Linked DNA regions of Homo sapiens: region 2 is linked to region 1. Evidence: read pairs that join two places in POLR2A ChIA-PET (ENCODE). Cell type or tissue: OCI-LY7. All regions are shown on one strand. Links, peaks and the distances in the headings refer to the core of each region. The heading gives the core; the rest is flanking DNA.

What was found. ChIA-PET counts read pairs that join two places held together with the same protein. Peaks named below come from ENCODE experiments on the same cell type or tissue, not always from the same donor. Only the 100,000 strongest peaks of a DNase experiment are listed, where the experiment ranks them.
Region 2: POLR2A ChIA-PET joins it to region 1 with 32 read pairs; 2 of 35 experiments call an interaction of 5 or more read pairs at or near these places.

Annotation. Positions count from the first base shown.
Region 1 is chr1:174,149,074-174,157,153 of GRCh38, reverse strand. RABGAP1L-DT (RABGAP1L divergent transcript) reads left to right here. Exons shown (of 4, transcript NR_121197.1): 3 at 1,457-1,527. Among named protein-coding and RNA genes, the nearest start is that of RABGAP1L-DT, 6.2 kb to the left of the region's middle. RefSeq lists an enhancer at 3,289-3,398. In OCI-LY7, for the core only: no CTCF peak of the experiment used is centred there; a DNase peak (open chromatin) is centred at 3,653.
Region 2 is chr1:173,374,827-173,379,826 of GRCh38, reverse strand. The region is part of intron 2 of LOC100506023 (a long non-coding RNA gene); the gene reads left to right. It also overlaps a transcript of TNFSF4 not described here. Among named protein-coding and RNA genes, the nearest start is that of PRDX6-AS1, 84 kb to the left of the region's middle. In OCI-LY7, for the core only: no CTCF peak of the experiment used is centred there; no DNase peak of the experiment used is centred there.

The DNA of each region.
Region 1 (8,080 bases), core at 1,427-6,426:
ACATGATAACGATCAGCTGCAGGACATGCATTCTCTCTTTTGCCAAAGTCTCTACATTCTCTATTGTATCTTACAGTGTTGTTTCTCTCATTTATGTCTGCAACTCCTAGTTTAAAATGTAATATCAAAAATTGGAAACAGACCAGGTGCAGTGGTTCATGCCTGTAATCCCAGCACTTTGAGAGGCCAAGGCAGAATTGCTTGAGCCCAGAAGTTCAAGATTAGCCTGGGCAACATAACAATACCCTGTCTCCACAAAAAAGAAAAAAAAAATTAGAAACAAGTTAAACATTGAACAATAATGTAAGAGTTTAAACTGGTATCTAATGGTACAGAATATCATATTGATTTTATAGTGAGCATTATATTGATTGATTCCCCAGAATATATTTCCACCCCTCTGCAATTGCAAGACAGCCAAGGATCTGATTAGGCCCATCTCCCGCTCCAGGTGTGGACAGTGATTGTGATAATCAGCCTAATCCCATTCTCACTTGACCTGTCAGTATTCACTGATAGGCACTGACATGAGTCTAAATTGGTGCCAGTCACATGGAAGGCCATATCTTGTGTTTGTTGGGAAATGAAAAGTGCTCTTTTTCTTACTCTGGCTAGTGTGATGGGTAGATGTGAGTCCAATAGTTACTGCAGCCACTTTGCTACCATGAGGAAGCCAGCCTGAGGATGAAGCTGACACATGATGGAAGCACTCAAACCCAGCTTGAAGCCTACCCCTTCCTCTGAGACAATAAATTTTCACAGCTTTTTTTTTTTTTTTTAAACAGTCTCACTCTGTTGCCCAGACTGGAGTGCAGTGGCGCAATCTCGGTTCACTACAACCCCTGCCTCCCGGGTTCAAGCGATTGTCCTGTCTCAGCCTCCTGAGAAGCTGGGATTACAGGTGCCCACCACCACGCCCAGCTAATTTTTGTATTTTTAGTAGAGATGGGGTTTCACCATATTGGCCGAGCTGGTCTCAAACTCCTGACCTCAGGTGATCCACCCGCCTCGGCCTCCCAAAGTGCTAGGATTACAGGCGTGAACCACCGTGCCCGGCCTGATTTTGACAGCTTTTTAAGAAGGTTCGAGTTTGGCTTTGTATTTCTTACAGATAAAGCTAAATCTTTCCATGCATACTATGGAACAAATAACTTTAGTTGCATTATATGACTCTTCCAAGGATACGTTTCCAATGATAGAAAGGTAACAAGCTGTCTGGCAAGATTTTACAGGGTCTTGAAAGGAATTTGACCACACCAAAAAATCCTTCCCTGACTGGGCTACCTGATGCCTGAAAGCCCATCGTTACACTTTTTTTTTTTTTCACTTTGACTTAAATCCTGTGCCCTATTTAAATCAACTTTGCCCAAGAAGAGCACTTCATGACTCGAATCACTAATCTTATATAAATGAGTTTATCACATGATTTTTTAGTCTTTTTTTTTTTTACTAACAGGAAGATTTGGAAAAGAGGCACTGGCTACTGGAGGAAGGGAGAAATCACCGAGAGAGCGAAAGATGTAACAGGTAAAACTGGAGATACAGAAGAAAACCTTTTTTATTTCACGGTTTTATGTAGGGCTGAAATTCAGAGTAATCTGGACAAGTCATAATGAGCTTATATGATAAACCAAACCTGTGTTGCAATCGCCCATTTAAGACTAAGAACACAATAAAATATGTATATAGGGAGCAGAAAATTTCCTCAGCAGTAGAAGAGGCAGGCAGAGATCTAAATGCCTGTTTTATTTTATTTTTTTGAGACAGAGTTTCACTCTTGCTGCCCAGGCTGGAGTGCAGTGGCGCAATCTCGGCTGACTGCAACCTCCGCCTCCCGGGTTCAAGCAATTCCCCTGCCTTAGCCTCCGGAGTAGCTGGGATTACAGGCACGCACCACCATGCCCAGCTAATTTTTGTATTTTTTTAGTAGAGACAGCGTTTCGCCACATTGGCCAGTCTGGTCTCGAACTCCTGACCTCAGGTGATCCACCCGCCTCAGCCTCCCAAAGTGCTGGGAGGGATTAAAGGCATGAGCCACTGCGCCTGGCCCTAAATGTCTCTTGAGGAAGAATAGCTAGCCTACTACTTTTATTTCTTTTATTTTTTATATTTTTTATTTTTTGAGACAGGGTCTCACTCTGTCACCCAGGCTGGAGTGCAGTGGTGCGATCTTGGCTCACTGCAACCTCCACCTCCCGGGTTCAAGTGACTCTCCTGCCTCAGCCTCCCAAGTAGCTGGGATTATAGGTGCCCACCACCACACCTGGCTAATTTTTGTATTTTTAGTACAGACGGGGTTTCACCGTGTTGGCCAGGCTGGTCTCAAACTCCTGACCTCAAGTGATCTGCCCACCGTGGCCTCCCAAAGTGCTGAGATTACAGGCATGAGCCACCATGCCCAGCCTCTACTACTTTTAGAATTTGATACTTAATGTAAAGGACACCTACCAAAAATGGTTTTTCCCATACATTATGGTAGGTGTCTGAAATTCATCTCACCATAGGAGTCCTTTTCTTTTATGTGGGGCAGTGATCCTCTGTAGTGTATAACAAAATCACCTTGGGAGTTTATAAAAATGCATATCTCTATGCTCAACCCCCAAGAAATTCAGTACCTCTAAGATAGGCCCCAGGACTTGTTTCAACTTTTTCTTATAAAAAATGTTTAAGCACATAAAAAGTAGAGAGAAGAGTATAATGAGCCTTCATGAGTCAGTCATTCAGCTTGAACAATTATCAATATGTGGCCAATCTCCTTCCCCACCCCTCACATGGATATCACCCATAAATACTTCATCATATAAAGCTCTAAAAGATAAGAATTCTTGACCAGGCATGGTGGCTCAGGCCTGTAATCCCAGCGTTTTGGGAGACCGAGGCAGGAGGATTGCTTGAGCCCAGGAGTTTGAGACCAGCCTGGGAAACATAGCTAGACCCCATCTCTACAAAAAATTTAAAAATTAGCCAGGGGTGATGGCACGCACCTGTGGTCCCAGCTACTTGGGAGGTTGAGGTAGGAAGACCGCTTGAACCTGGGAGGTCAAGGCTGCAGTGAGCCATAAGGGGGTGACAAAGCAATACCTGTCTCAAAAAAAAAAAAGATAAGGATTCCTTTTTGCAATCAATAAAATCCAGAATGTGGGAAACTCTATAGGACATACCACCAAGTTTCTTCAGCAAATAAATTGCATACATATAAGTGAGAAGAAGGATCTGTTGAACTTGCTTGGATGTTGATTTTGTTTGTCCTTTTTAACATCTTCATGAGATATAACAGACATACAATAAGCTATTCATATTTAAAGTGTACAATTTGACAAGTTTTGACATATGTACGCAACTGTGAAACCATCACCACAATCAAGAGTAAACATATCCATCATGCCCCTTTGTAATCTCTCCCTCCTACTCTGACTCATACCCCTCCATGTCCTCAGGCACTCACTGATGTTGCTAGAGATTTGTTTGCATTTTCTAGAATTTTCTATAAATGGAATCATATAGTATGTATTCTTTTTTTGTGTTGCTTTTTTTACTCAGTATAATCATTTCAGGATTCATCCATGTTTTTGCACTTGTCAATAATCTATTCCTTCTAAGTCTTTGAGTCTCACAACATGTATCAAGTTCCAGTACTCATGTGAGCCACTGGGCTTCAGTATATACTTGACTTCAGCTTCCTGTAATGCTCTGGTTTTTTGTTTTCCTTTTTCTAAAAGCTAGTGATTTCCTTTTCTTTTTTCTTTCTTTCTTTTTTTTTTTTTTTGTTATTGTTGTTGTTTCGATGGCTAAAAAAAAAATTTCTTTGAGACAGGGTTTTACTGTGTCGCCCAGGCCACAGTGGAAGTGGCATGATCACAGCTCACTGCAGCTTCAATCCCCTGGGCTCAAGTGATCCTTTCACCTCAGCCTCCCGAGTAGCTGGGACCTCAGGTGAACGCTGCCATGCCTGGATTTTTTTTTTTTATTTTTGATAGAAATGGGACATCTCTATGTTGCCCAGGCTGGTCTTAAACTTCTGGGCTCAAGTGAGCCTTCTGCCTCAGCCTCCCAAAGTGCTAGGATTGCAGCCACCATACCTAGCTGATTTCCCTTTCTTGCTTTCAAGCTTGACAAAATACATTTTTTCAATTTTTAAAGTTATTATCCCACATTTGTATATTTTTGTAAAGGTAGGGAGTCTTTCCTTGTCAGCCCAGCTAGCCATATTAGTCTGAATTATGTTAATTTTTTAATAATGTAAAGAAACTATACAAAGAGGGAGGCTGCTTTTCTACAGATGTGGTATCTTCCTTCCTGATGCTTTCCCTGCACAAGCGTTTCCAAACAGAGCTTTGGCAGTAAACTCCAAGTTCCTTTGAAGTACTTACCATAGGCCTACTAAATTGCAGGTTTTGAATATATAAGAAATATTCCTTAAATACATATGTTTTGTAGAAAAAGCTACTTCAAAAATTACAAATACTTTCATGGTAAAGGGAGGAAAATTACCACTTTCCTCTTCTGAGTCAAGGGAAGTTCACGCCCTCTCCACCACACCCTACCCCTCCCTCCAAGACATTTTTTTAGTCCTTTTCCCTTTGCCACATAAAAAATAAGCTGCAAATTTGAAAAAAGATTATGTCTAATTCTAAGAGACTCTCTAATACAAAAGTAAATGAGAATTATAAAATGACAAATGCCATTGCTTTAGAATATATTAAAATATTCCTAAAACTTTGTCTAACACTTTCAATTTCAGGAAAATTCTTACTATTTAATTCTCTGATTTGGTGACGGTGACAATAACAACCTCTTCGTGGAAGATTTTTAGTTTTTGACACACCTACATACATCATTACTAATAATTTCAAACTGCTAATAATTTCAAACTGCATATGAAAATCAGAATTGTATCTTGTAATTATATTCAAAATATCTTGTTTCATAGGCAGATGGTGCATAAATTGATAGCCATTGTGTTATTCTCTGTACCTTTTGATGTATTTTAAATTATGTAATCATTTTTAATTGAATTCCACCATCAATGTATGCCTTACTTTGGATGCATACCCTTTAATCTCATTTTTGTAGAATTGATATCTTGCTCTACTGTACCCCACAACACCAGATACATATATTTTTACTGCACCTATAACACTTTCATACATTTAAAATTTTTTATCACCATCTTTTTCTACCAGACTGAACACTTTGAATTCAAAAATTATGGGTTTTTTTTTCCTAGTACCTAGGCATTCAGTATGTTTATTGTATGAATGATTGAATGAATATATTTACAAATTTGTGTTAGAATTTGCTGAGATGCTTCTCTTAGTGAAACAGAGAGCTTAAATAATAGAACAAATCCCTGATTACTGACCATGAGTTAGTCTTTCTTTGGTTGCAAGTGACAGAAGTGTTCTCTACATAGAGAAAGCAAGCATTTAAAGAACACTGAATCTACAGTACAATTAAATATCTTTACCAATAATTCAAACTTATTAGTAATTAATGTCAGACCTAACCATCTTATTAAAAGAAATATATTTAAGTGTGTATGCCAGAGACTCCTAGCTGCTTGCCTCATCATCCATTTTCTCCTTCCATCTTAGTAAAAGAACCCCAAATTTATCCAATATTAAACTATACACAGATAAAAGACTATAATTCCTGTCTTCCTTTGCAGCCAATATTCTGGCAAATGAGAAAAGTAACTGTGAAATTTTCTTCAAAGAGAGAGACTGGCCTCTTCTTTTCCCTTTCTTCCCTCCTACTACCTGGAACATAGATGTGATGGTTGAATCTAGCAACCATCTTCAGCCGGAGGATGAGGACCACCCTAGGTATGGTGTAGTGACCAACCAGAAGGAGTTTATGTCCATGATGACTTTGTGGAACCTCCATCCCACCTGAAATCCCACCTAAAATGCCAATTTCCAAACTTATAGAGAATGAAACCTTGTGTGTTTAATCCATTATTTGCTATTTTTAGTTTTACTCACTTGCAACTGAACTTAATTCTAACTACTATTTTTACTCTTAAACCTTATCTTAGGGTCATATTCCTTCTTAATTGATTCACATGATTTCTGAAGAGATTATAATTTATAATTTATGGGATTATTAAAATAATTTCAGAAAAATATAATTCTAGCACTCTGGGAGGTCAAGGCGGGTGGATCACTAGAGCTCAGGAGTTCAAGACCAGCCTGGGCAACATGGCGAAATCCCATCTCTACAAAAAATACAAAAATTATCTGGGTGTGGTGGTGCCTGCCAGTAGTCCCAGCTGCTTGGGGGGCTGAAGTGGAAGGATTGCTTGAGCCAGAGAGGTGGAGGCTGCAGTGAGCAGAGATCCCGCCACTGTACTCCAGCCTAGGCAACAGAGTGAGACCCTATCTCAAAAAACAAATAAAAATTCCTAGCCAGGCATGGTGACTCATGCCTTGAATCCCAGCACTTTGGGAGGCCAAAGCAAGAGGATCACTTCAGGCCAGGAGTTTGAGACTAGCCTGGGCAACATAGCAAGACCCCATCTCTATAAAAAAAATGTTTTTAAATAGCCAGACATGGTGGCACACGCCTGTAGTCTCAGCTACTGTGGAGGCTACAGCAGGAGGATCACTTGAGCCCAGGAGTTTGAGGTTATAGTAAGCTATGATAGCACCACTGCAGTCCAGCCTGGGTGATAAAGGAAGACCGTGTCTCTAAAAATAATAATAACAATAATAATAATTCCTTTAAAATTGAAATTCTTCACTTGGATGCCTCATATCTAGAAGGATAGCTGATATAGGAAATTTAAATAAGAATTTCAGTAATTATTTCATCTTAATAACCATGGCTAAAGGGTTGTTGTTGTTTTTTAAGTCCTTTGTGGTTTGATAATCATTCTACTGAAAGTACACTGCATATTTCCCTGTCTTAGAAAGACTGAATTTTTTTTTTGAGATGGAGTCTCACTCTGTCACCCAGGCTGGAATGCGGTGGCGTGATCTCGGCTCACTGCAACCTCTGCCTCCGGGTTCAAGCGAGTCTCCAGCCTCAGCCTCCAGAGTAGCTGGGATTACAGGTGTGCGTCACCATGCCCAGCGAATTTTTGTATTTTTAGTAGAGATGGGGTTTCACAATGTTGGCCAGGCTGGTCTCAAACTCCTGACCTCAAGTGATCCGCCTGCCTCAGCCTCCCAAAGTGCTGGGATTATAGGCATGAGCCACCGCACCTGGCCAAAAGACTGAATTTTTTGTCATTCAAATTTTTAATTTATTTCCTTCATAAATTTTGAATATATACATTTTATTTGCTTCGGGACTTAGTGTAGTGATTGGTGAATGAAACTAATATAGGAATTGTAAAATTTTTTATTTTAAAAATTTGAGCTTGCAATGCTCTTTTCCTCTTAAGACATGTACCCGCAGGTTCTGAAAGGTTTCCACCAACTGTGTAGCAGAAAATCTGTATATTTATTGCATTGAACTAGTGTGACTTGTAAAATATAATCAAAACATAACTATTCTCTTAAAACTAACTCAGTGGGGTTAGCTTTTTCCCCTGCCACAAAGATGAAAATTCCAGCAAGTCTCATGACTTTCCTGCCCGCTTGCAGAAATCATAAGGTCTTAAATTTTTAAAATCACAAAATTCAGCCTCATTTGAAAGGGAGGATTCTGAGAAAAGAAACGTGTTCAGCTCTTCTCTCTTTCCTGTTCGTGTTCTCACCTACTCAATGGCTGTTGTCAGTGACTCTCTCATCCTTTTTTATGGCTGCGTAGTACTCCATGGTGTGTATGTGCCACATTTTCTTTATCCAGCCTATCATTGATGGGCATTTGGGTTGGTTCCAAGTCTTTGCATTGTGAATAGTGCTGCAATAAATATATGTGTGTGTATGTCTTTATAGTGGAATGATTTATAACCCTTTGGGTATATACCCAGTAATGGGATTGCTGGGCCAAATGGTATTTCTGGTTCTAGATCCTTGAGGAATTGCCACACTGTCATCCACAATGGTTGAACTAATGTACACTCCCACCAACACTGTAAATGCGTTCCTATTTCTCCACATCTTCTCCAGCATCTGTTGTTTCCTAACTTTTT
Region 2 (5,000 bases), core at 1-5,000, 780 kb after region 1:
TCTGTTTTAAAGTGTCCTTGTAAACCACACTGATAACAAGCCCTACTGGGTGATTGGCCTGCTCCATTTTCTGTCCTCTCTGAACCACCAAGGTTTGTTTATCTGAGGGCCATGACTAAGGCTGCGGCCTTTCTCTGATCTCACTTTTCCTTTTGGGCCTGTTCTTCTTGGTCCCTATTACAGAACACTGAGGTTGCCAGGTTTAATAACGCCTCCAGAGTTTGTTCAGGGCCCAGGGCTCGCTTTTGGAGCTTTCTCCTGATATCTGTGGCTGATTGGGTAATAAACTTATCTTTTAGGATCAATTGACCCTCAAGGGAGTCAGGCGACAGGGGAGTATATTTTCTTAAGGCCTTCTGTAGCCACTTGAGGGAGGCAGAAGGATCTTCTTCCTTTCCCTGAGTTATGGTGGACATCATTGAATAATTCAATGATCTGCTTGATCTGCTTTAAATCAGAGAGGGAGAAGGGGACATGTACCTGGGCTATTTCCTAATTCTCCTTAGTCCTTCTAGAACACAAGTCAGCAGATGTTTAAGACTCCAGTCCCCATGATTTGAGTTGAGGTCCCAGTGGGGATCCATACTGGGGACGGCTTTCTGACTGGTAGGGAATTTGTCCCTTTCTTTGGCTGTCATTGTATCATTTACTTGACTAAGATACCAGATATCTCCAAACTCTCAGGCTGCAGCTAAAGCCGCATTCTTTTCATTAAAGGCCAGGGTTTGATCTAACAATAGCATGACATCTCTCCAAGTGAGATTGAAGGTTTGCCCTAGACCCTGTAGGACATCTGTATATCTATCAGGATCATCTGAAAGCTTCGCCAGGTCTGCCTTGATCTGCTTTAAATCAGAGAGGGAGAAGGGGACATGTACTCGGGATGGGCCAAATTCCCCTCCCCCTACAGCTTGAAGGAGACAAAAATGATAGCCTGTGGTGGGGGGGGAGGGGGGTTCTTGTGGTCCCTTGGGTATTTCTTTGCTTATTTCCTTATGGGCGGGGGAGATTAGCGGAGGCTTATCATTAATAGGAAGGGGAGCTATAGGGAGGCTGGGATATGGGGGTAAGCTGAGAGGTCCTCCTGTGGGATGTAAATTGCAAGCTTTGCATAGTTGTGTATTCTCCCTCGATGAAAAGAAAGCTTGGACATAAGCTATTTCACTCCATTTGCTTTCCCTCTTACAGAAAAGATCAAGCTGCAGGATAGTATTGTAATTTATACTTCCCTCAGGTGGCCATTTTTCCCCATCAGAGAGAGAATATTGGGGCCACGCCATAGTGCAGAAAAAAATGAGCCACCTCTTTTTCAGGGTTTGTGAGTCAAATTGGTCCCAATGGCTTAGAATACATTTCAGGGGTGAGCCTGTTGATGCCTGAGTGTTTCCCATCTGAAAGACAAACCGCCCGTGGTTTTGGTTTGTTTGTTTCTCCCCCTGCCCAAGGACCCACAACGGTCCCTGGACCCTGCTGTTCAGAATAGTTGTGCTCCCGGATGCAGCAGCAGAAACACCTCTTGCCCAAGAACCTGCAATGGTCCCTGGACCCTGCTGATCAGAATAGTTGTGCTCACTGATGCAGTAGCAGAAACACCTCTTGCCGAAGAACCCGCAACGGTCCCTGGACCCTGCTGATCAGAATAGTTGCACTCACTGACACAGCAGCAGAAACACTAGTTTTCCTCCTAGACCACAAGGAGGACCGAGGAAGGTCGGATTTAGTCGCCCTTACTGATGCATTCTCGAAAACCTGCACCCTTGCCTGTCCTCCTAGACCACAAAGAGGACCAAGAAAAATTGGATTTAGAGGCCCTTACTGACACATTCTCGAAAATCTGTTAGAGTCATAAGCATTCTGCTGTTAGTATTGGGACTTTAACCATGTCCTATAAAGATGTTATGCCCCCAAAATTAAGTGGAGGGCCGTACCCTGAGGGAGGGGAGGGATCTTCAGAGTTGGAAGAGTGAAGCCTTTTGTCCTCACTTATATGAATAGGAAAGATACCATTTCTGAGGTTAGGCCTGCGAGTCTGAGGAGGGATCCTAAAATTCCAGATAAGATAGTGCCCCACCCTGGCAGGGCTTTGGGCAAAAATTGTGTCTTTCTGGTTAGTGAGCCCAGGTGCCTAAAGAAGGGAATAGAGTCCTGGAGAGAAATCATTCTTGTAGGAGAAACTAGAAAAGCACCAGAGACAGAGAGTGGTTTTTAGAAGTGGGACTATCCTCAGAGAAGAGAGGCAAGAGGAAGTTTGTCTGACAAGCATTAGGACCCAGGACGCAAGGGTCAGGATCGATAGGATAGATGGGCTAGTCTCGCTTGGGCGTCGTGACTTTGAGAGTTCCACTCATGGCCGCAGGGTCATCCAACTTGTTGTCGGGACCCCAGAGCTGAATGGCCTTCCTCTCTGTCGACCCTTGGCTCAGCGCAGAAGTATAGGGAAAGTGCAATCTGGCTCGGGGGTTGTTAGAGAGCCCTTTTCCAGAAAGCCTGACGCTCGTGTTTTTAGTCCAGTGGCCATGCTAGTCCCTTTTAACTGGCCAACAGGTGCCCGGTATTTAGCCCCGAAATTCTAAGGAAAAATAGGACAGAATAGCAAGTGAAAGGGGTCCAATGGTACTCACCGCTTGGTGATTGTACATTTGTGGTTGCCAAAATGTGTCTGGAATTGGTTCCTTCCGGTGGGTTCTTGGTCTTGCTGACTTCAAGAATGAAGCCACAGACGCTCACAGTGAGTGTTACAGTTTTTAAAGATGGTGTGTCTGGAGTTTGTTCCTTCAGATGTTCAGATGTGTCCAGAGTTTCTTCCTTCTGATGGGTTCATGGTCTAGCTTGACTTAAGGAGTGAAGCCGCAGATCCTCGCAGTGTTACAGCTCTTAAAAGTGGTGCGTCCGGAGTTGTTTGTTCCTCCCTCTGGGTTTGTGGTCTCACTGACTTCAGGAATGAAGCCACAGACCTTTGCAGTGAGTGTTGCAGCTCATAAAGGTAGTGTGGACCCAAAGATTGAGCAGAAGCAAGATTTATTTTGAAGAGCGAAAGAACAAAGCTTCCACAGTGTGGAAGGGGACCTGAGCTGGTTGCAGCTGCTGGCTCAGGAGGCCAGCTTTTATTCCCTTATTTCACCCCACCCATGTCCTGCCGATTGGTCCATTTTACAGAGTGCTGATTGGTCTGTTTTACAGAGTGCTGATTGGTGCATTTACAAACATTTAGTTAGACATAGAACACTGATTGGTGCATTTACAAACCTTTAGCTAGACACAGAGCACTGATTGGTGTGTTTACAATTCTTTAGCTAGACAGAGAAGTTCTCTGAGTCCCCACCCAACCCAGAAGCCCAGCTGGCTTCACCTCTCACTAATGGTATCCATCCCCTAGACCCCCACCCCCTAACAGGCTCTGGTGTGTGATGTTCCCCTCCCTGTGTCCATGTGTTCTCATTGTTCAACTCCCACCTTTGGGTGGGGACATGTGGTGTTTGGTTTTCTGTTCCTGTATTACTTTGCTGAGAATGATAGTTTCCAGCTTCATCCATGTCCCTGCAAAGGACACGAACTCCTCCTTTTTTATGGCTGCATAGTATTCCATAGTGCCACATTTTCTTTATCCATTCTATCATTGATGGGCATTTGGGTTGGTTCCAAGTCTTTGCTATTGAGAAAAGACTTTTCAATATGTATAGGCTTAGGGCACATGCATGGGTATTCATAAAACATCCCTAGAAGGTTCTTTTGCATAGCCAGTGTTGAGAACCATGGTCATAGGAAAGCACTCATTGAGGGAGGAGTAACATGTAGGAGAAACAGAAAGCCAGAGGGACCAAGCACAGAGAGGGTTGGCTTCCATCATCTTGTGTCTGGAGTTCGTTCCTGCCAGTGGGTTAGTGGTCTCACTGACTTTAAGAATGGAACCATGGACCTTTGCGGTGAGTGTTACAGCTCTTAAAGATGGCACGGACCCAAAGAGTGAGTGGTAGTAAAGTTTATTGTGAAGAGCGAAAGAACAAAGCTTCCACAGTGTGGAAGGGGACCTGAGTGTGTTGCTGCTGCTGGCTGGGGGTGGCCAGCTTTTATTCCCTTATTTGTCCCCTCGCATGTTCTATTTTTGTCCTATCAGAGTGCCCTTTTTTCAGTCCTCCCTGCGATTGGCTACTTTTAGGATCCGGCTGATTGGTGCATTTTACAGAGTGCTGATTGGTGCATTTTACAGAGCACTGATTGGTGCATTTTACAGAGTGCTGATTGGTGCATTTTACAATCCCCTTGCTAGCTACAGAGTGCTGATTGGTGAGTTTTACAATGCTAGCTACAGAGTGCTGATTGATGCATTTTACAATCCTCTTGTAAGACAGAAAAGTTCCTGAAGTCCCCACTTGACCCAGGAAATCCAGCTGGCTTCACCTCTCAATCCCCTCTCTAAACAGGACACCCCAACTGCTGTTGGGAATTGGGTGATGACTGCTCTAGCTACTTCCTGCTGGATAGGGGCAAAGAGGGGGCCTTGCAGTTGTAGCATCCTCCAGAGGGGAACTCTCTAGGCCAGTCAAAGGGTCAGTGGGTCAGTCCAGGGGTCCTTGGTAGAAGTTGTGAGTTGAGCTCATTTGGGGTTCCATTTATAAGACCATCTGTAGCTTGATGGCCTTGATTCTGGAGGAAACAAATTTGACAAGGAGGCTAAAAATACAGGATCCGAAGGCGAGTAATAGCAAGATGGCTGTCACAGGACCTAGAAAGGGGAGAAGCCATGTTGCCCAACTCCAGAGGTTGGTTTAAGAGTTTGAAAGTGAGGAGGTCTAGGCCTCAGCGGTTTTGGAGAGTCACTGCTGCCAAAGAGTCTATTTGGGATTGCAGAGTAAGGATAGATCTTGTTATCTCTTGCAAACTGAGAAATCCTATGAGAGTATGTGGTAGTAGGATAATGAGGTACATAAACTGGCTATTCCAGTTCCTGTAGCAGTGGTTATTCCTAACCCTATAAGTAGGGGTATTGTATTGCCCTGCAC